2 separate regions of the Mus musculus genome follow, and region 2 is linked to region 1. The links are chromatin loops, found by intact Hi-C in ENCODE. Cell type or tissue: gastrocnemius. All regions are shown on one strand. Each heading gives the region's core, and the rest is flanking DNA. Links, peaks and the distances in the headings are about the cores only.

The links. Hi-C counts contacts between places; a loop is a spot of excess contacts. Peaks named below come from ENCODE experiments on the same cell type or tissue, not always from the same donor. Only the 100,000 strongest peaks of a DNase experiment are listed, where the experiment ranks them.
Region 2: a loop joins it to region 1, with 2.3 times the contacts of the local background. A loop is called at or near these places in 3 of 42 quality-filtered maps.

The regions. Positions count from the first base shown.
Region 1 is chr9:69,033,645-69,045,462 of GRCm38, reverse strand. All of the region lies in intron 1 of Rora (RAR-related orphan receptor alpha), which reads right to left. Among named protein-coding and RNA genes, the nearest start is that of Gm31262, 220 kb to the right of the region's middle. In gastrocnemius, for the core only: a CTCF peak has its summit at 6,158 (motif pointing right); no DNase peak of the experiment used is centred there; H3K27ac peaks cover 2,419 bases.
Region 2 is chr9:68,960,977-68,972,794 of GRCm38, reverse strand. The region is part of intron 1 of Rora (RAR-related orphan receptor alpha); the gene reads right to left. Among named protein-coding and RNA genes, the nearest start is that of Gm31262, 140 kb to the right of the region's middle. In gastrocnemius, for the core only: a CTCF peak has its summit at 6,142 (motif pointing left); DNase peaks (open chromatin) are centred at 6,065 and 8,709; H3K27ac peaks cover 473 bases.

The DNA of each region.
Region 1 (11,818 bases), core at 2,316-10,315:
TTGCCTACATACTGTGTATGTCTATGTGTAAGAATATGCAGATGTGAATGCAATACTCACAGAGGCCAGAAGAGGGTGTGGAGTCCCCTGTTGCTAGAGATAAAGGCGGCTGTGAGCTGCCAAATGTAGGTACTGGAATCCAAATTTGCGTTTTCAGTCTGAGTGGTTTATGCTCTGAATGGATACGCCATGATCTCTCAAGCCTCTTTACTATCATTTTTGATTTCCTTCTAGTCTTCTTTTCCCTTTATCCAGAAATTGATAAAATTGCAATTATTCTATCCACACAGTTTTAGATCTTTATTTTTCCACTTAACGCTGCATCAAGAACAGTTTATTATGTCATTAAGTAATCTTTGAAAACATTACTCTGATGGCTGTGTATACTATATTACAGCTCTTTACTTCTTAATTGGTGCAAATATATTGTTTTTCATACCTCCCCAACCACTGGCTGGCCACCAGAGCTCCCAGGCTTTTGCGCCCGTCTCAGTGGCTGAGGCCAACGGAAAGCCTTCATGATTTGATACATCCTTCCAGGCGAGTAAAGCCGTCTCCTGGATGAGTGTATCTCATCCCCATCTTTTCCCTCCTCAGAGCTCTGAAATTCACATGAGCAGACTAATGCCTCTGGAATGTTTATTCTCTGAAAGCTGGAAGCTCCAGGGTACACAAGAAAACAGCACAAAATGTGATGGGAAACACATGGCAAGTGTCTAGTTGATTCATGGAAAATTCGAGATTTACATGGGCATGAGGGACAACACCTCAGGTTTTCTCCTCGTGGATGAGTTTCCAAACATTGCCATATTCAATTCTCCTCCTGGGTCTCATCCTGCCCTGATCTGATCTTTGTCCTTAAACTAGAACATCCACAAGGTAGATGTGGTCTATCTGATTTGGGGTGTTTTGTATGGAGACGCCACCCCAGCATGGACCACAGCTCAATGGCGTGTCTACAGGGCAGGGCTAGATGCCCTTATGCCTCCTCCAGTGTCCATTAGTTCATCCCTTCTGATAACGCCAGCTGGACTGTTGACATTACATCTCCAGGGACCAGGACACAAAGCAGATTTTCCCCTACAAATGATTTCTGGAATTCTCACGAGCTAGTTAAATTAGGGCAAGATTGGCCCAGCTACTCGAGTTTTCTATAGTGGAGTTTTCTAGAGCCCACAGTCAAACACATCTATATTTAAATATAGAATTCCTGATCTGGAGATTTATCTCTTCCTTATTTGGTATTTAGGGAGAGAGACACTCCAGCCTCTAGATGAAGCTACATAACTCTTGAACTCAAAGCTATCTGGCAATCTGCTAACGCACATCTGCATTTCCATGTCTGGCCATAATGGTATGTTGCAATCAACAGTTGGGGTGTCGCAAGACATCCCTGTACTATTTGATACTTTTCAAAATGAAACTAACAGTATTCAAGGCTGTGTGAAACAAATAATACTCTCAGATGTGCCTACTAGGAAAAGAGAGACCTTGCATCTAGTATAGTAGTAGAAAATGCACATAGCCCGTCTTTTGGGAATGTATTTGAAGAGCTTCTATGCCTGACATAAATGGTAAAAGATGTTCTCTTTCACCAAAGATTTGAATATTATTAAAAAAACAGTTATGGCCTAATATGTTTTGTTCCATAGAATGACTTTAGGTGGGCACATGCCAAAATTAAATATCATATTATATATTTATATCTTCCAGCCTCTCTTGCAGCTACATGTGACCCTATGAGTAAGTTATAACAAATAGGATATATGATTGTTCAGTTCACCTAGAACTCAGGTGAAAGTTGATTCCTAACTCATTTGGTGTGTGAGAGACTTTCCTGATTTTTCCATTGAAAGTTTCACACATTGGAAATTCCCCTAGTTCTGAGCAAAAATGGGATGTTGTTTTCCTATCTCTTTACTTTCCTCTTTCTTTAGTCTAGTTCCTGGAACATGAGCCATCTTGAATACATGAGGGTAAAGACCAGGAATGACAGAAGGGAGCTGGAACCACATCCTGCCCACACAGCATGGCTATCATAGCAGCTCAAACTTATGATTGTCTGTTAACTGCTGTTTTGCTTAAGTGACTAGCTGTTAAAGTTTCCAGTATATCCTGAGATAGCTGGACCCTAATATATCTAATTTCATTCATTTATCTCTCTACTGAAGACAAGAGTACAGGAGAGGGGAGAGTTCTCATAATTTTGATCTTTATGGGGGTAGAAATCTACCGAAAGTCATCATCCATCGACCAGGTTGCATTAAGTGGGGAAATCGGATTCAAGTTCATATCCTTACCTAGATCCTCCCTCTCACCTGTCTGCCCTGTTCCCTGCCCTTCATCCTTCTGTTCCATTCTGACTTTGTCTTTCTATTTCTTGACTGTAGACGGCTGAGTCTTTCTCTTTGTTCTCCTCTAGCTATAGGTCTTTCCTCTAGCTATATATAGATCTATCCTCTAGCTATATATAGGTCTATCCTCTAGCTATATATAGGTCTATCCTCTAGATATATAGGTCTATCCTCTAGCTATATAGGTCTACAATTTCTCTTGAGGTGCCAAACCCACCAAGCACTACCTTTTTTACTTTTTTAATTATCATAAATTTGACCCCTTCTAAATTCTGATGACATGAGTATACATTTGATATTTTATTACAAGTGTGTGTGTGTGTGTGTGCACACATTTGTATGTGTGTGACCCATCATGTGCCTGAGTCTCGAATCTCTGGGAAGACTGTAATATCCAGGGAGGGAGGCAGAATGGTTGAGAGAATATGGTGTAAGACCTAAATAGTCCATATTCAAGTCCAAGTTCTAACATAGGCTACTTGGGTGGCATTGAACATCAGTGTCCTCCTTTATAAACTGGAGTGATGACAATATCTCCTTTGGAATTCTGTGATAGTAAGATGCCATGAAAGAAGCCATGGGCCATTAAACACCACAGCCAGGATAATGGTTTCGTGGAACATACATTTTTTTCTAACCTCTCACCACATACACCTAGCTTGTTCACTACTGTGCCAGGGATAGCTTCATGATTCTGCAGAATACATAAACAAGAAAAGACAATACAACGCCCCCACCCAATATGAAGAAATTGCAATGAGTTTGGTGCTGTCTGGGCATCTCCAAAATGCAAATTAGGTACAAGTTAGAGAGGATCTGTCACCGTAAGATCTAGGGTAGTAATTACTGTATGGCCATCAGATTTGTCCATTGTGCTAGACATGCATGGCCAGTCCTAAAGCACAGTGCCACCACCCTTCTTAGTGTCAACTCTGCATGTACCTGGTCTCTTCCGGAACAGGACTAGAAATCACAAAGGCTCTACCTGTGTTTTATGTCAGGAAAGAAATGGCCTCTACTCAGCAAACTGCAAGGAGACTTGTTATTTTCAGGAGCTCTAGATTTTTTTTTAGCAGATTACCAAGGTGATGACATTCAGCTTAAGACCACCTATCAATGGAAGGATGCATGCGAGCCCTTTCCTGAGGCCCTTGGGAAGGCACCATTTTCAGAACAAAGGCATGGGGGCTGGGGGGGGGGGCAGGTGTATGATTCAGGCAAGAGCCCAGTCTACAGAGTAACACCCAGACACAGAGAAAGGCCATCTTTTCATTGCCTAGGGCAAACAGCAGCATAGTGTTTTGACATAGCTGCCCCCTGGCGATGCTCTGAGCAACACCTCATGTTTTGGGTCCCTCTTCCTTGCTGCCTCCCCCTGAACCCTTACAAGCGTACGATTTCACTGATAGAATTCTCCCCCCTCCTCAGGAACAGCAGCCAATATGCTCACCATCCTTGAGGTAGAAAAGCTTGGAACTTAATATTTTCAGAAAGTTAGAGTTTCCAAAAAAAGTTTCCAACCTAGGGAATGGAGGTATAATTGTGGAAGTCAACTGTCTCCACAGACAGGATGGAAACAGTATCCTGAAGGGAAACCACACCAGAGGGGCTGAGGACCTGAGGTAACTTCAGAATAACATCAGCTGGCTCTTGGTTCCACAGTATCCTCACAGAGGGGGACCAGAATCCTGCACACAAATTGCTCTGATCAAATTTAGGGGCCCTAAAGGAGATTAGGCTTGGCTTAAAAGCTCTTGGGCTACAAGTTAATAAGAATTTTAATAAAAACGGAAAGTATAGCCCTGGGCCTGCTGCAGTAGCTCTCTAGGTTGCTGGTATTCTATCAGTCAATCGTATAATCTTCTTTGGTGTTAGTTAGGGTGAGTGAAAACCACGTGGGCCAGAGAAAGTTTCAAAGACAGAACCTAGAAGATCATCACCGGTGTTCCAAGAGACCTCCAGGTCTTCAGAGAGACCAGACTATGAGGTCTTTTGGTACCTACAACATGGGCTCTACCCGCTTTACATGGCAACACCATTGTTACATGCATGTTACATACATGTTAACAGTCATGACAACCAGATATTTCAGGTTACTGATGCCCCTTTTATAGCTGCTCGAGACTGATGAGCAGGGATGGTGAAGCTGGGTCTCCCAGTTCCCACTGCAAACACCTCAGAAGCTTATCTGCACGCTCTGAAACCACATTACATTGTTCAGTCACCGTGACTGAACCACCCTCAGATCCAGCCTCGTAGGTGGCCAGTCTGGGTTATTAGAATCCCCTTTAAAGGCTGGGAAAAGACATGAAAACATCTTTCCTTTCAAAATTTCAAGGGCTAGAGAGATGCATCAGTCTGTAAAGTGCTTACCATTCGTGGAAGAAGATCTGAGCCTGATTTCCAAAATCCACACTGCACTTGTAATTCCAAGGCTAGGGAAGCAGAGGCAGGGAGGTAGATCTTCGGTCACTCAGCCTAGCCTTCCCAGCATACTTTGTCAGTGACTCTATCCTTCCTAGCCTATATTTACCAGAAAGATTCAGGTTCTATGAGGGTCAAAAAGCAACACCAAGAATGAGATACCAACTGCTTACTTCCTCCCTCGCTGCTCTCTTTGAAGATGGCCAGGGATGGGACTGTGAGGATGAGAAGCGATAGGCCTGTTTTTCATAGTTATCTTCAATGGCCACAGCCGAGATACTTGTTTGTTTTCTCCAAAGACATGATATCCAACTGAAAATATCATCTACAATTTCAATGTTCCTTTTAGCCAGCACACACTGGTGTAAATGCCACCCATGGGAAATGGGTGTCCCTGTCCAGAACACCAGCAGGGCTTGGAGGATCACTGAATGGTTCCCACTGAAACATAGTACTTCCAGCATGGAGCAAGAGAAGAGGAACATCACCGTGGGCTCTCACGTCCCTACCACAGAATGAGAAGAGATCTGAATGTGACCCTGGCTGTACTAACCTCCCTGGTCATTCTTTGTGCCATGGTCTCCTCTTCCCGGCCCTAAAGTGATGCCCACACTGGCTGCCTGGATCAACAGCCTGGACTCCCACAGTCCTGCTTTCTGCGGCACTAGGCACAGTCTCCAGGGCAAAGCTCTCCTCTGGTTCTGGCCTCATTCTCTAAGATCTCCCTGAAGACTTCTTCACACAAGTCCAGCGAGGACTCCAGATATACCAGCTTTAGAGTCAAACTCATAACCCTATTGCATACGCTACCTGCTCCTGACTCTTCACCTCAGCTCAAGACAACCCCCATTTCATCTAAGCAGGAAATCTGGTGGGGGGAAGATCTCTCCTCAGGCTGTCTTGATATGACATGAACATGGTTTGTGTTTATTGGTCATGGAGTTATCCAAGATTCATGTGCTAATGATTTCCCCATCGGTTCTACCAACTCTAGCCTTTCTACCCAAGCCACCCTGGGTCAGCCTCTATGTGCCTCAGCTAAGGCAACAGCTGCCCATTTCAGGATCACTGTAGCGAGTGATGGTTCTGAAATGTGAATCCAATCTAGCCTTTCTTATGGAAAAATCCATTAGTGGTTCTCTGTCCACATGCTCACACACAAAGTCTGAGCCTTGACCTCAAAGGATACCACTAGCCTCAACTTTCCCCGACTTTGCTCTCTAGATGGAGACCAGGACAGAGCAGTCACAGAAGCAGATCTTAGCATTTTTGTTTTGCCTTTTTGTTTTTTTGGTATTTTATTTTCTGTATATGTATGTGGTCTGTGTGTGGGTATGTGAATCTGAGTGTAGGTGCTCACAGAGGCCAGAAGAGGGCATCAGACTCCAGGTGCTGAACTTATACGTGGCTGTGGCCAGCCAATATGTGTGCTGAGAACCTAACTTGGGTTCTCTGGAAGATCAGTAAAGGCTCTTTCCCCTTGTTTCTATTTTCCTATCAGTGCCTGTCCCTAAAATTCATTCCTGATACTTTCCTAGCCCATATTCATAGCTATCAATTTGTCATCATCAGAAAAAACTGACTAAGAAAAAAAATAGCAGGCTATTATTAAGGTGATTCCAGAAACGAGATGGGGTTTGGCAAACACAAGCTCCTTCCTAGGCGGGGCCCCGGCAATTACCATGCCAAATGGATGCACATATATCAATCAATACGCCATACACGCTGCCAGTCTCACCCCTCCTTGTACACACCAAGGTAGGCTTGGCAGCAGATACTGCAAGTTCAACCCATGGGAAACAAAAGCCAAGAGAATCAGCGCCTCCTTCTGGTCCTTCCATGGATGCTTGCTACAAACAGAGAGATGTGTCCATCCCATGTCATGTCTCATCCTGGCCTGTGGCCTTGCCCTTGGCTTCCCTGTTAACCAAAAGTGATAGTGTGCCCCTCGAGATAGCTGGCTGGGGGTGTAGTCTTCATTGTCTCCATTTGCTTTGAAGTCAGGCAGGGCCCAACTGAACAAGTCAGTATCTCATCATTGTTGTCTTGATGCCAAAAACCTCTGAGTCTCAGACATCTATGGGAGTAACTGAGATGCTGGCTTCCTACAAAGAAACAAGGCATTGTGAAGTACCGCTTCAGCAGCATGTTCAACAGCAAGCAAGAGAAGGAGCTTTGCCCTGCACTCCTGGGTCTCTCCCTAGTCTCACTCTACAGCTGACCCAACTTAAACTTCTCATCTTCCAAGGTGACCATAAGACCCTCAGAGCACATTAGGTGGATACATGGAGCCTTTACCCACCTCCCAAGTTCAGAAGCCTTGAGGAATCAAGACTACAAGCTGGATCTGTGGCAGCCACAGCTGCCTCCAGCCAACTGTGGGTTATCTGGCTTTGCCTTGGTGAGGTGCTGTGTTCTCCCCTCTCCCCTCTCCCCTCTCCCCTCTCCTCCCTCCCCTCTCCCCTCTCCCCTCTCTCCTCTCTCCTTTCTCTGAGGTGGTTTTGGTTCTGAAGAAGGAAACACTTGCCTTGCCTTTTGACATTACAAAGAAAATTAAAAACATCTCTGAAAAATACTCTAAAGTATTTTGGGATTTAAAAAGAAAAAAAAAAAGAACTCAACTCTAGTCTCTTCTGGAGAGACTTCCATTAGGAAGGGAGTGGATTGCAAAGGATGGACCTAATCCCAAAACTATGAATGGACTTTAGACTAACATAACCTCCTCCATTAGGTCATTTTCTAGACTCATTTTTAGATTAACCCTGCTTAGCCCTTTTCTACTTAGAAGGAAAGTATAAAACATCTACCATACCACCACAGGGGTAAAGCTAACACTAACATTCCTTTGGAAGAAAAGCCAGGGAAGGTACCAAGTAGCAACTTAGACATGAGATCCAAGAGCTAGCAGAGTTATTCAGTGCTGCCCTGCCTCTCCCTCACACTTCATCAGCCTGGGGCAATGTCACCATTGCCATGCCTCCAGAGCACAGATTTGGTTCCTCCTTCCTCCTTTGTGGTGGCCAAGCCGAGCAGCCAACCACTGCTCAGGAGCCCCCTTCTTATTCCTCACTAGTCTGTTTTCTTCATCCTGTTCCTTCCACTGTCTCCCCAGGTCCTGAGTCTACTGGCCTTGGACACTGACCCAGCTCCTTTGCCAACATTCCATCTTTATGCCAACGTTTCTCCAAGTGATGACAGGTGACAGTTTCCCCAAACACCAATTTCTTTGGTCCCATTCCCTTCTGGAATATCTACAGCTGGAGGAGAAAAGTCCAAATGTCTGGCTTGGCAGACAGGAACTCCTATATTTCCACTGTAACTTACTTTCCTAGACATTAAACATAAGAAGATACCTTGGAGGCTACTATTTACAGACTGCTGGCTCCACACCAGGTTAGGATGACAGGGGGTCGGGAGGGTTGGGTGTTGCTTTTCATAGAAGTCCTGGGAGTTTAGGCTAATTGTACTTCACAGGCAGGGCAGTGAGGCCTGCAGAGAGGGAGTGACTACGGAAGTACACAGCCAGTTGTAGACAGTGGGAAGCTGAGATCTCACATCATCAAAAGCACTACCCACTAGCCGTCTTCCTTGCTTTTTCTATCCAGCCTGGGTGGCTATGAATAGCCTCCCCTCCAAAACCCACCTTGTTGGCCAGTGTGAAAGATGATGCCCTAGGAAACCTCAGAACATAGTAGACAGCATGTTGCTCTGTCCTTACTGCCAACTTGACGGAACTTATAGCACTGTAGAAGGGAACCTCCATTGACGATTGTCCAGGTCAGGTTAGCCTGTGGGCATGCCTGTGGAGGCTGAGGTTGATTGCTAAGTGCGGTGGACAATCCCTCCCTGAACTCAGCAGTACCTTAGGCTAGGTCCTGAGCTGTGTAAGATAAAGAAAAGAGGCAGAGTACAGCAGTGGGCACGAGGCATGGGTAGACTCCTTTCTCCGTGCTTGACTGAGATGATGTGCTGGGATGCTCTAAGCTCCTGTCTTGATTTCCTCATACTAGTGCACTGGTACCTGGAACTACAAGTCAAAGAAGCCCCTCCCTTCTCCCCTCAGCTGCTTTCTGTCAGGACATTCATCACCGCAACAGAAAGCAAAGTAGGACAGGAGACAATCCAGCCCCCCTCCTTCTGCCCCAGCTAGAAATGGAGTGAACAAAGAAGACACAGCTGGGGCTCTTCCTAAGGACTGGCAGGAACAGTGGGCCCTGCACTTGCTGGGAGGAGGATGCCTCTGAGTTGGCTGCTCATTTGAGACATTGGTCCACGACCACTTCCTGTGACAGCTCCAGCTCTATGTACCCCTTCATCTATCTGCACCCCACGTGAAATTCCATTCCTAGGTTGAGATCACCAAATGTCCAAACCCAAGAACAACTCAGCTCAGAGATCGGTCCTGATTTCTTCTCCCTGCTCCTTGTGTCTAAGTTGCAAGGAGACAGGGAAAGGACTGTGCTCATTCGACTGCCTCAGGATTTTTTTCAACCTTGTTCAAAGCACATTTAACAAAAATTGCAGTATTCTTATGTTAAGGTGAGGTGTTTATTTTATTCTCATTCACCCTGGTGCACATGCATGAAAGAGGCAAGGGTGATGCAGATAAAGTAGCAGAGATGCTAACCATCACATCAGGACCTCACCCTATGTGAGGAAATGAGAGGATAGAAAGACTTATGTCCCCATGGATGAGATGACTGGTTGGTCAGGACCGTAGTCCTATGTCTCCAAGCAGAGAATTATTTTCCCTTCACAACCTTGCAGCTTCAGCCATTCCCACCCATGTTCTACCACAGATGTCCTTGTCAAGAGTCTGTGAGTCTCTCAAGGGATTTGAGAGGGGCCCTGTCACCCTGTCCACGTGTGTATTTTTGTTTTGTTTTGCTTTTTCCCCAGCGGGTAGAGGTCAAGGATACATTTATGATTAACACCGTGGGGTGGAGAATTCGCAGGTTTGAATGCTGCGTGAAGGGAAAGACATGTCAGAACCATGGAACAGTGGCCAGGCTGAACAAAGTTCCCCCAAATCTCCTTCGGATGTTCTGGAGTTTCTGATGAACTCACAAATTAAGCTTTGGATTAATTTTTAAAGCACACACCTCAGGAAAATACACAAATTTCCATGCCAGAGGAGCCAGTGAGCTTTGTGCAGCCTGCTGCTGGGCCTGCTGCTCTATTTGGGACATACAAACAAGCCAAATAGTTCCGCCTTCATATGCTTCTTTTCTTCTGGCCTTTTCTGGGAACATTTTCTCTATTTTTGAAGTGGTGAGCTTGTTCTTGACTTTGAAGATGGGCTTGATATGCCTCTTGCTCCTCACAGGGTCTCTTCTGGTCCTAGTCTGTCTTCCCACAGATCCTGGTATCTCCTTGGCCCTTCCTGAATTAGATTCTAGATATTTGTCATCTCTCCTCCCTCCCTTCCCACCTTTCTTTCCCACTCCTCCCAGTGTGTGTGTGTGTGTGTGTGTGTGTGTGTGTGTGTGTGTGTGTGTGTGTTACTATATTGAGAGTCTCCTAAGGATATTTGCTCTGTTGTATTCACCTTTGCACTCTGAGTGGTCAGTTCCCAGAATAGAGAGAGAACAAAGGAATTACCACGTTCGAAACTTAGAAAAACTATATCTAATTCAGGCAAATTTCAAGAGAAAAAGTCAGGTAAACCTGACTTTCTAAGCACAGCTGGAGAGGCCCCCAATTGACCAGTTCCCATTATACATTAATGACTAAAGCACCCACCGGTGAGCAGCTGCTTTGAGTAAGCCCCCCACACAGGCCCAGTGCCCACATTTGCATGGGCATGCACACACAAAAGCTAGAAGGAGCTTGGAGTGTCATGCAGAGGTGCAACCCATAAGATAAGATCATCGTGCTGCACAAAGAAGTGAACCACGTGACGATGTGGGTAACCCCAGGCACAGATGACACCCTCAGCAAGGCCCCACTCAAATCTAACCACATCATCTCTTCATGAAGCAAACATGAAAAAAAGCACCACTCCAACAATTACCAAAAGGGTGGTTTCATGCTTACCAGCCTCGATGGTATCAACACTCCTAACTCCAGGGCTACACTTGGGGAAATAGTTCTCTGAGATAAGGAGATGAACTATCTGCTCAAGAGAATGTGCAGGAAGTGAAGGGAGCCAGGCAACACGTAACGAAACAGTTTGTGGCCGATGAGCCATCTAAATAAAAGTGTCCCCAGGCAGCTTCAGTTGTGTAAGCAGAGGAAACCAAGACACCCTATCTCTGAGTGAGCACACTGTGGGTGCCAGCGTGCGTGTGTATCCACGGAGCATCTTGGCTAAAGTGAAAGTCACAGCTCCTCTAGCTGTGGCTGACACCTGCATAGAGTAGAAAAGTTGCAAAGGTGAGGTGACTTCCCATGCAGCAGCTTTGAAGACCCTTACTGGGTGGCTCTGTCTGCTGTGTGAAGCCATTGGCTGAATGGCCATCGCGATGCCATCCCGAGAGAAGGGACAGTGATGGCTCAGTGCAGTCTGGAAAGAGAGGCTGCACTTAGCTTCCTAGTACCTTGACATAGTTGGGTGATGAGCTCTGAGCCACTGACGATGGCATTTTGCTTTCAGAAGCTTTGCTCATGTTTCTTCCGTGTTTTCGGCAGTGTGGCGACTCTCATCCTTTCTACCCCTTTTTACTCCAGCAACCTTTTCTGCTTAAGCAGGTTTGGGAGCGTCTATCATCATTGTTTTTATACTTCTTTATGAAGTGTGTCTCGGTGTGACTGTGTGCATGTGAAGCTTGTACACTCTGACTTGTAGGAGTCTCTGGTTCTTTCCTTCCACCCCATGGGTCCCATGGGACCACACAAAGTCATCTGGTTTGGTAGTAGGTGACTTTACCCACCAACCTACCTTGCCATTCCCCCCCTCAAGCTATCTTTATATGAGTCTTCAAGGCCCTGGAGTGCTACAATATGAAAGCCAGGATGGGCCTTAGTGGCATAGAGCCCAAACTACACTGGTGCAAAGACGTGCTTTAATTCTCTGCTCTGGAATTAGTCAATGCTCTTTG
Region 2 (11,818 bases), core at 2,443-10,442, 73 kb after region 1:
AGAGAGACAAAGACAGACAGAGACAGACAGAGATAGACAGAGACAGAGAAAGGGGGAGGGAGAGAGAGACACACAGAAAGAGGTAAGGGACTTAACTCCCTGGACCCATCAAAAGTAGACTGTCAAGATCACCCAACTCACACGACCCGTCTAGACATGGGCCTTCACTGTTCTTATCTTATTGATGCACACATGTAGGTGGAAAAATGACCACTACATTTATGAGGAGGAAAGAGGGGAAATCCAGGGAAGTAAGTAGGTGAAAAGTCAGTAGTAAAAGGTAAGCAAGCCAGACAGGGAGTTTCCTGAGCAGCTTAAGCCCGCAGTCCTCAGCTGCTCGGCTTCTAAGGTTCTGCCTTCAAGTTAGGCTGACTCACCTGAGTCTGAGCACTGACAACAACTACCTCTGAGCATGGCTCATCAACAGAGAGCCTCTGCAGAGCACGGCTCAGTCTCCTACCCACACTTCAGACTAAACACACGGTCAAGTAAGCCCAGATTAAACAGGGCTTTATCGGCATAGAGTTTGGGTAATCTCTCAGTCAACAAAATCTGGGGAATGTGTGTGCAGAATATCCATTTTACAAATGTCAGGCCACAAAGTCAAACTCTTCTTGAGAGGTTGTTAAGGACTCCCTAATCCAGCTAATATAGGAGGCTGACAGCAGCTCAGTCAGACTGGCTTCCAACCTGGAACCTGCTTTTCCCTACACAAAGACCAGCGAAGGATAGGCTCTGGAATATCACTGTAGTCATTTCCCCAATGAACAACGCAGGCGTTGGTGTGAATGAAAAGCACCTTGTCTAGATGGCTCTCATTACTAATGAGGGTCCTGAAGAGCACACATCCTCACAGCCACAGTACAACGAACTTTATGTGTCATATTTTAACTTTGGGTACAAGCTACAAAGTTCAAGTTTAAAAAGGCCATTTCTAATTAGACAAGTAGAATGTTTTAAAGTGGGGTGATATTGTTATACCATCAAGGGGAGATAAAGTATTACAGTGTCTACTGTGGGTGTGAGGAGACTTCTCAGTAGATGCAGAAGAGTTCTTGTTGCACAAGCATAAGGACATGGGTTTGAATCCCAGTCCCCACACAGAAAACCAGTCATGGGCGTGCGTGCACACACACACACACATACACCTATAATCCCAGTGCTGCAGATGATGAAGACAAAAGGATGAAGACAAAAGGATGGCTGAGGCTCATAGGACTCCCTCCAGTCTAGCTTCAGATGCAGCCAGGGAACCCTGTCTCAAGGAATAAGGCAGAGAGTGATAGACCAGGAATGATAGACATCTCATCTGGCTTCTGCACAGGTGCACATAGGAACATACAACTGCACATAGGTGTTCATAACACACACACACATACACACACACACACACACACACACACACACACACACACACACACACATCTGCTAACAAGTCTATGAAGACCAGCCACAAAATGGTTAACACAGGCAGATAAGGAAAAGGAGGAGTCTATAAGACACATGATTGTCACAAGCATCAGCGAATGACACCTTCTAGATTTATGTTGAAGCCACATGGCTGGCTATTTTAATACTGCTGTCAGAATGGCCCAGTGTGCTGCTAACTGAGGCTTAATCTGCGTGAGTCAGATGGAGTCACTGACTACAGACGTATGATATGACCCCCAACACTCCACACAGGAAACATGTACACTTCCACACAGGTTTTCTCCTTTTTTAGTAGATATTGATAGAAATAAACATGTAAAGGATATGGCCATGGTATCTGCTACATGGTAAAATTATTCCTGTCTTCTTCCCTTAGGTCAGAAAAACCTCATGTATCCATGTATGCCCACTGCATGTTTGACACAAAAACCACGCCTAAGTGGGATACACATACAAAACACTGCTTCATGCTTTTTATTCCACAGTGAACACTGATTTTCTTGTCTTACTGGGAAACTTAAAAAAAGATTTTTTGATTCATGATATTCTTCATGATTCAGTTGTTTTTCTTGTTTGTTTGTCTGTCTGTTTTTACAACCTACACATCCTAAAGAAACATTTATTTTATTTATTAAAATACTGTTTATATCCCCCAATTTAATAGGTTTTTGAAAAATGACATATTTAAACTAAAGGAAATTCCTCTTCCAATTTATTGTTAAATAGTCACAAGTACCTTCTAGTGAGACACATGTGACTGGTGGGTACCACACAACTTTTTAGACCTTGCCATCACATTGGAAACCCACACCCTCAATTCCTATTCCATACTGATTTTCTTGATGTCACACTTGACATTATAGTGATTGCCCAAAACCCCAGTTTTGCACTGTTGTGACATCATTAAATGTAGAGGACTCCAGTAGTGGAACTGTGAGCTCCTTGAACAAGGCGTTCACATGAGTCTGACAGATGTCACAAATCACTGTTTTCCTCCACTGTTTAAATATTTCCTGGCACCCCTCTGAGTATGCAGTAAGACACAGGGGCTCATTGCCTGGGAACCAGGAGACTAATCAACAAGAATGAGTCAGACTCTCCTATGCCACTGTTTGAGAAATATGAATGAGACTACCCCAGACGTAACCCTGAATCACAGCAACTTTCGGGCACGCCATTTGAACTCATTCTTTCCATAATTTTTCGTTTATAATATGCCTTAAATATTTTTATTTTTTTTAAGTGTGTGTGAGAGTTTTGAATGCCTGTTGTGCACCTGCATGCGCTCATGAAGCGTGGATGTCAGAGCCTGACACTTAGCATCGCCCTTAGTAGATCTCCATCTTATTTTTCGAGACCAGGTCTCTCACGTGGAGCTTGTTGATTTGGCTAGGCTGGATGGCCAGTGAGCTTCAGTGATCCCCTGGAGCTGAGGTTTTACACACATACGCACACACACACATACACACACACACACACACACACACTGTTACTCCCAGGTTTTTCTATGGGTGCTGGGGATCATTAAAACTTAAGTCTTTATGCTTGCATAGTAAGCACTTGACCCATTGATTTATCAACACAAAGCACTATAAATATCACACACACACACACACACACACACACACACACACACACACACACACACACTCCAGTCATCTTAACAGTGTCATATAGTCAGATAAGGTCAGACTTTTGGAGATTCTGACAAGTCCTTGCTCACGTCAGTTTTAAGATTAGCAAAGGTCACCTCAGCATAGCTGTATGCTTATCAGGTGGTTCTGTGCTGTGCTCAGCTTCTTGTACTCTTATTTCAGACACGGAAGGGAATCTCCTTTACACGTGGGGATAGTACAACACCCGAGCCTCCGACCCTAAGTCTGCTGTTCTGAACTTAGCTGCAGGCAGAGAGAAGCGCCAGGCTTCTCTGTCCTTTACTAAGAACAGGCTTCACCTTTTCTCACTAAAACTCCATCCTGGGTCATTTTCTAGGTATCATACGGTGAAAAGAAAGTGTTAGCCTTGTTCTAGAAGAGGAACTGGGGCAGGGCTGCTTTTCTCACTGCTCTGACAAAATATCTGGCAAGAGGAACCTAAAAAAGGAAGGGTCTGTTTGACTCCAAGTTCAAAGGTACAGTCCACCATGGTGGGGAATGCAGGACAGCAGCTGCAGCTGGTCACACCACAGCCGCAGTCAGTGAACACAGAGGAATACTAGGGCTCGGCTCACTTTGTCCTTATTCAGTGTCGGATAGATAAGCCCTTAGAATGGCACTGCCCCACCCACCTCAGTTAACCTCATCTAGAAACTCCCTCATAGAAATGTCTAGAAGCTTGTTTCCATGGTGATGCTAGATCCTGCCATGCTGGTGGTCAGTAGTAATTATGACAGAGAGAGAAAGAGAAAGGAAAGTTATGTTAGTTAACACTTAATGATTACCTGAGAAGAAAGGGGCTTGACTTAAAGTCTCTGTCATTTCTGTGTCCCAAGTATGCAAATATTCCCACCATGGATGGGTGATGTCAATGAATTTGGGGTTAAGAAGTGGCTATCACCTCCGAACAGAAGATTTCATATTTTCTCTTCCTCTCCTTTATCTTCCTCCTCCTCTTTCTTCTCTCCCCCTCTCTCATTTTTTTTAACTCCTCTGGTTTTTTTTTTTTCCACATAGGATTTCATGCAGTGCACGCTGGCCTTGAACTTGCTGTTTATCTGAGACAGACCTTGAACTTCTGATCCTCCTGCTTCGACCTCCCAAGTGCTGGAATCACAGGTAAGACATGAGTCACCCACCACACCTGGCTTATGCAGTCCTGACAAGTAAATCCAGGGATTCACGCATGGGAGGCAAGCACTTTACCACAGGATCCACATTCCCTAACCCCTTTCCTTTGCTTCTACGGCAGCCTGTGGAAGGCTTTGACTCAGGGCACATGTGTGCTTCAACTCTTGGCTCAAGTTTCATATATATCCTAATTGAAAAAAATTAATCTAAAAAAATAAGGTTGGAGATGTGTGTGTGTGTGAGAGAGAGAGAGAGAGAGAGAGAGAGAGAGAGAGAGAATGAATGGACCTTGGAGAGAAAGCGCAATGAGCCTAAGCAGTGCTGGAGTGGATGTCTTCCTCTGTGTGGAGGGGATACTGTCTCAATCTTTCTTCCTCAATTTATCCAGTGGAGGGAGCATTTCAGTAAAATCAAGTTCACAAACATTCAGCAGGCATCTATCCAAGGCCTCATGTTTATTTTACTTGTTCTGAAGGGTCCAAAGAGAAAACAAGGCTGACTCTGACCTCAAGGGGGGCAATGTACCCAGAAACAGGAGACTGATTGTCCAGAGTTATTCTCCCCAACTCCTTTTCCAAGAGGCAAATGCCGAATTCATCAGACCATCCCCATGCAAAGGCACAGAGGAGGGCATACATTATTTGGAATAAACAGAAACACAATGGTTATTACAAGGGTGGTTACCCTCCCAGGGACCATGAGTTTAGAATTATGCAAAATAGGAGAAGATCGATCCTTAAAAGTTCTCAGTGTAAAAGACACTTAAATGAGGTGGCAATGAGAAATACAATATCTCCTAATGAGTTAAAATGTCCTGTGCAAAGCCCTGTTGGAAAAATGTCCTGCTGTCCCACTGGCTTGGCCAGCGTGTGGGAGTTTATTCTGAGTGTGTATACAGTTATCTATGAAGTAGTTTATTTGCCTAAACACAATGCAAGTTCACTAATAATTGTACTGAGCCCTTGCCTGTTTTTGACCCTGGGTATGAGTGAAGGGCCACACTTGTGTTTTACATGAGGAATCAGCCAGGTAGTCACAGAGCCCCAATGCCTTCTTTAAAGGACAGACATGATGAATCTGCAGTAATGTGATGTAACAAGCCAAAGGCTAAATCATGTATACCCTTATCCTTCCCAGGTATATACTGGATTTTGGTAGAAGTCTTTCCCTTCTAAGTTTCATCCTGGTGATACAGGGAACTTCCCCCCAACACTGGTCCCTAGTTTGTACCGCTAGGTGGATGCTAAGTACCTCGATTTTGAGGGGGGAAATGCTGGGGCTGAAGAAATGGCTCAGTGGTTTAAAGCACTTGCTACTCTTGCAGAGGACCTGAGTTTGATTCCCAGCATCCACATGGTGGCTCACAACCACCTGCAACTACCAATTCCAGGGGACCCAATGCCTCTCTCACACACACATAATTAAGAAAAGCAAAAATACGTCTTATAAAGAAATACAATTCTTAAGACGCACCAGACAGCTCATTAGATCAGCTTTCTCCGATACATATGTGTTGTTTCCGATTTTTTTTTAATGTTTTCCAAGCAGGGACCACTGAGCTTTCTTTCAAGTGCCAAGAACTATGACAGCTGCTCTATAAAGGTATCCAACAGTTAATTAAGACACGCGTGTCATCGCTGCACTCCTTTGTGTTTCGTGGGAAGCGGCTGCTAAACAGATGAAAGTGGGTCTGGGGCGAGGGGGAGCGTAACTATTATTTCAATTAATAAATAGCTCTAAAAGAGAAGGAAGCCACGGAGGCCGCCGTGCGCCTGGATCTGCCCCGGTTCTGTCAGGAAAATTAAACAGAGCACGGGTGATGGCTGGCTCTCGCTTCTGCTGAAGAGGCCCAGGCAAGTTGGGTCACCTGTGCTGAGCAAGTTTGCGGCTGCCTGGTTCTTGGGGCACCCCCTAGTGACATCTTGGTATAACCTCCCACACCCATTTCCGGCTACTGGGGGAAAAGGTATAAAATTTCCCTTTTTCTTCCAACCCACAGTCTCCCTTCTATTTCCTGCACCCCCTTCCACTAAAGAAACCGTAACATGAATTTCCAGACAAATATCAGGGAAGCACTTATAAATATTTCAGAGGTGTTTCATAAATAAATAAGCAAATCTACAAAAAGACTTCTTTTAATGAGATCTTGGCTGTGGTTTCTGCCTTTTATTTGAGCATCATTAAAATCAGTTGGGGAGGTTTTTTTTTTTTTTTCCTTACTGGACTCTTTTGGGGGGGCTTCATAACATATGAACATGCTTGCTATGTGTCTCTGAAACTTGTAGCCCTTTACTTTTTGACAGATTAGGCCGTGGCAGCACAAGGGAATAGCTTTTACTCTTTTTAAAGTAAATACTAATCAATAGCAACGGACAAAACCCTTCTCGCTGTCTAATTGCACCGTAGCTGCTCATAGACCCAGCAGAATTTTCCCCTGGATAGAACAAAATTAACTACCAGGGACTGGTCTGGTGAATTATCACCGACTCTCTATTCAGATGTAATTAACACAAAGCGCCAACAACCAAATGCATGTTCGCGGATCTTTTTTGAAGGTGTGACTTTTCAAACAGGGTCTGGGGACGGTGCTGCCCATGTCAAAATTCTCAACACAAACATCTGCATGGGAAATCCAGCTGGCAGGGAGGTGGCCATGACTATCATTGGGAAACCCCTGTAACCCACCCCGACTTTGTGTCTGCAGTCTCTTTTTCACCACTTCGTGCTCTCGGGTTATTCCCTTGATAGTGTCAGGAATAACTAGACCATCTCAGAGACAACAAATGACTGAATGCAGCATAGCCAGCAAGTGTAGCAGAAAGCACTGGCAGGATCAGATGCTTGACAGGTAGCTATCTCAGCAGCTCCCACAGGCAGGGGTATCACAAGCTTTCACTTTGGTTAAACAGAATTAATATTTTGATTGTGCAACAAGATTTTATTTTATTATTTATTTGCATGTGTCTCTGTGTGTGTCTCGATGTGCGCGCGCGTGCGCGCGCGCACACACACACACACACACACACACACACATATATGTCTGTAAAGGTCAGAGGTTGATGTCTGGTGTCTCTAACAATAGTTCTTCATCTTGTTTATTGAAACAAGTCTCTCGATAATCTGGGGCTAACCAACTGGGCTTGGCTGGTTGACTAACAAGCCCTAGAGATCCACCAATGTCCACCTCCTCTCCACTCCCAGGATCATAAAGAAACATGTGCTGAAACACCCAGCTTGTTCTACGGAGTGGACTCAGGTCCTCAGGCCTTCTCGAGGCAAGCAGTTTCCTAACTGAGACACTTCTGCAGTCCTCCAACACTCTGGGCTAATATGTTAACTCTTTAGAGATGCCCGTACATGGAAACCTCTTCTTAAAGTGTGGGCTTAAGGTTCCTTATAAACTGCAGGGGGTCAAGTTTGTAACAAAGCCATCTCTGCCTAGAATGAGGGTGGAGGATAAGAGATGGGTGTTTTGAGTGTCCTTTCTAGATACTTAGCATTTCTGGTAGCCAAAAGACACGACTGCACACAGTACATATAACATCGCACTTCAGTTGGCAAACCCACCATTTTGTGTAGAGGTTCTTGTAAAGCTACTGCCGTTTATAGCAGTGTGTTTAGGACTCAAGAGCCAGCACCTTGAGTGACCAGCGCTGTGGACAGAAACCACACTGCATCCCAGCAGTTAATATGGTGGCCCTTGCAGGAGTCATTCCCCTGACTCCTTCATTCTGGAGTACGTGATTCTAACCTTGAACCTTTGCCTGCTCTCTGCCCAGTTGCTTGAGCTCCTACCTCCTCCCCGACATGCATAACTACGTGTATTTCCTGGGGCTCCTTCCATAACTCACGTATGTCTTCTCAGGAGAGTCTCCCTCCGGTCTGCCTTGGGGAAGTCTAGTCCTGACTCGGGGACAGCTCTAAAGCCTGCTCAGTTTTGTACGCAGGTTCATTGGACTGTGTGGGGGAGTTGGGTTGTGGGCTATCTAGAGATCTTGTTCAGATATTACCTTCATGAGAACATGTTTTCTCTGGGCTCAGAATAAACTCACAGAAAAACAACAACAACAACACAATACTAATTAAATCTGAATACAATTACTGAGTATGCCTTTCTCTTAGAAAATATCCTATTATCCACCCCAGTCCCAGCAGTACTAATGATGGAGAGAGAGAAGATACCTCTGGAGAGACTAGATAAGGATAATACCAAATTTTAAAATCGGTGGAAAATGAGTGCAGGGGTAGGCGGCACTATTATTGCTGCTAAAAATAGGCCTTGGGAAGCTACAGTAAATGGGGAAAGCCAGGAAAGCCATCCCTCTCTTCAACTGTACTGGTGTCCCGCATCCTTCAGGAGTAATTTTCTCCAGAGGTTTCAGCTATAACACTTTGGATTCAATATTCATTTCCATAGTGGCCTCTCCCCTCGGCACTGCCCCCAGGAACGCAGGCTGAGCACCGAGCTTATTACCCACAGAGCAGGCTTGGTTCTGCCAACCAGAAACTGTGCCAGATGCCAAGCAAGAACTGGGGCAATTAGACCCAGTATGCTGCCTGGTGTACTGATGATGGGAATTATTTTACAATATTTCTTTTAAAATCTATTTTTTTGTATTTTTATTTCTAGTGGTGTGTGTGTGTGTGTGTGTGTGTGTGTGTGTGTGTGTGTGTGTTCGTGTTCGTGTAGGAGTATAGGTATGTTGGTGTGCAGGGGTGTGTGGATGCATATGGGTAGACATGTATGTAGATGCCTGTGGAAGACCGAGAAGAATCTTGGATGTTGTTCCTCAGTGCAATCCACCTCTTTTGGAAGGCAGGATCTCTCACTGATGTGGAACTTGTAAAGTAAGCTACTCTTGCTGGCCAGTGAGCTCCATTGTCCTTAAGTCTCCAATTTCCCAGGGTTACAGGCGCACACACCATGACTATTGGCTTCTTGTTTGTTTGTTTTACTTTTATTTTTTTATTGATTATTTTATTGATTGACATTTCAAATGTTGCCCCCTTCCTGCTTCCCCCTCCATAAACCCTCCATCCTATCTCCCTTCCCCATCGCCTTGATGATGGTGCTCTCCCATCCCTCAACCCTCCATGCCCAGCTCACTGCTCTAAGCTGGGATCTCAAGCCTCCACAAACCAAGGGCCTGGGTTCTCAGGCTTGGAATCAGGACTTCATGTTTGTCTGGCAAGCATCTTACCAACTGAGCTATCTCCGTGATATATATATATATATATATATATATATATATATATATATTATTATTATTATTATTATTATTATTATTATTATTCTCCCCAGAGAGATCCAAGGTTACAATAGACAAATAACCCAGGGCTTCAGAGAAAGGTTGCATACTCCCCCACATCCCAGCCATACATCCAGGTAGGTGTTGTGTTGTCCTTGCAGCTTTGTGTGTCTGTCTGGACTGTTATTCCTGCATGGTGAACCTCCTTGGGAAAGAGAGGGAAAGGTCTTCCCGTACCACTCATCTCAAGGCAGGCTCATCGTCCAGAGTCTGCTGTCACGTATGTAACCCTCTCTTTCTCCACATGGTACCAATGCATGTGTGCTGGGGGAGCGGGACTTACTGTATGGCTCATCCCTAATCCTACATCAGGATGTCTGGGTGAAGCCAGGCCACTTTTCTTCATGAGACAGAGAGAGGAATAGAGGGTAAGAGTGAGGGTGGTCAATCAAGTTGGGCAATAGAACCCTGACTTGGATTTCTGGGCCTTAACTCAGAGTTCTTGCCACCACGTGGAGTTCCAGCTTCTGGTTAGAGTCCTAGCACCTCCTGGCCAGGCAGAGGTGAAAGGCCAAGATTCACCATGCCTCCCGCTTTTCCGTGAACCGACCTGGAATGCGCTCTTATTATTTATTTATTTTCCCTTCTTTATTTCAGTCCAGGTGCTTTTGTCTCTGAAAAAGCAGCTGACCCTTCATGGCAGAGGTGATGCAGGAATCTACCCATCAAGAGAGCCAGAGGAGTCAGCTTCCTGTGGAAAAAATCTATGTTTGCCCTTCAGCCTCATAATTGAGTTGCAAAGGGGAAAAAAATGAAAGTGTTTCCCAGTGGTGTGTAGCCATCACATCACAACACGCCAATAGCAAGCAAGAGGTGGCTCTGTCCATGGGATGCGGCTCTGGAGTGGGATCCATGAGGCAGAACAAGACCTGGGTTATTACCAGCAAATGATTACATTCTGGGTTGTATCGAACACTCTGGGTCCTTGAGCTTCTGAGACTAATGGGGAGGTCCACAGCCTCAGTCCTATCTATTTCCCCTAGACCACTGTGGAAATGAAAACTGTATCTTAACATTTTTGGCTTCTAGAAAGCTCTATAGTGTGTGTGTGTGTGTGTGTGTGTGTGTGTGTGTGTGTGTTTCCATGTGTGGGGTGTGTGTATGTGTGTCTATGAGCGAGGGCACATCCATTCATGGCACGTGTTGGAAGATCAGGAGACCTTCAGGGGTTAGAATTCATTTTTAAGTTTGTTTGAGAAAGGGTGTCTTGTTCTTTGCTGCATCCACCAGGCTAGCTGGCCCTCAAGTGTCTGGAGATGATACCTCTGCCTCCCATCTCACGGTAGGAGCACTGGGATTACATATTTGTGATACTGTAGATAGCTTTATGTAGCTTGTGGTGATCCAAATTCCAGTTTTTACACTTGGGCAACAGGTGCTTTGCCCATTAAGCCATCCCCAGTCTACACCCCATGTTTTAAACTGAAGATGTAAAGATTATAATTAATTAGTTTTATATTTTACAGTTGTGGATTTGTGTGTGGAGGGGAGGTGCAGACCACCGTGTATCTGGACGATCAGAGATGAACTTGTAGGAGCAGGTCCTCAACTTCCATCTTGCAGGTGCCTCAGATCTAACTCAGGCCGTCAGGCTTGGCAGCAGCTGTCTCTAAGATACGAATGTTAACTCCAGGCAAGTAGCTTAGCAGCCTGCACTCTGATCTGCCATTGGACAAGTTGGTGATAACCATCTGTGCTACCACTTCACATACATATTACCAACAGTAAGTAGATAACTAAACATGCTAGGCTAACTGGCTAGTGAGCCTCAGGGGGTCTAACCATTTCCACCTCCCAACACTACAATTATAAGCAAGGGCCAAGGTGCCTGGATTTTTCTATATGGATTCCTGGAGGGCTTGGACTCAGGGCCTCATGCTTACATGCAAGCTATTTACCAATGGAGATACTTTTTGTAGTTAATATATTTTACCGTTTACATTTATGTACCTGTGTGTGGAGTGGCGGCGCAGAGCACATTGTACCTGGAAAGCCAGAGAACAACTTGTAGGAGCAGGTCCTCGATTTCCATCACGGAGGGAAAGCCCGGCTTCTTCAACTCCCCCTCTCTGTCTTCCTTTAAGGTTTTAAGTCCCTTGTCCAGGGATTAATCAAATCAGCCCCACGGAGATGCTTTTAATAGCTATTAAGAGTGACACTGTAGTAACTAACCATGTTCAATCCTGGTTTTTTTAGTCATGTCAATGATCATGAGTCTATATACACAAAAGATCTTTTTGTTTCTTCATAAAAAAAATATTTTAGGAGCTGGAGAGGTGGGTTAGAGGTTAA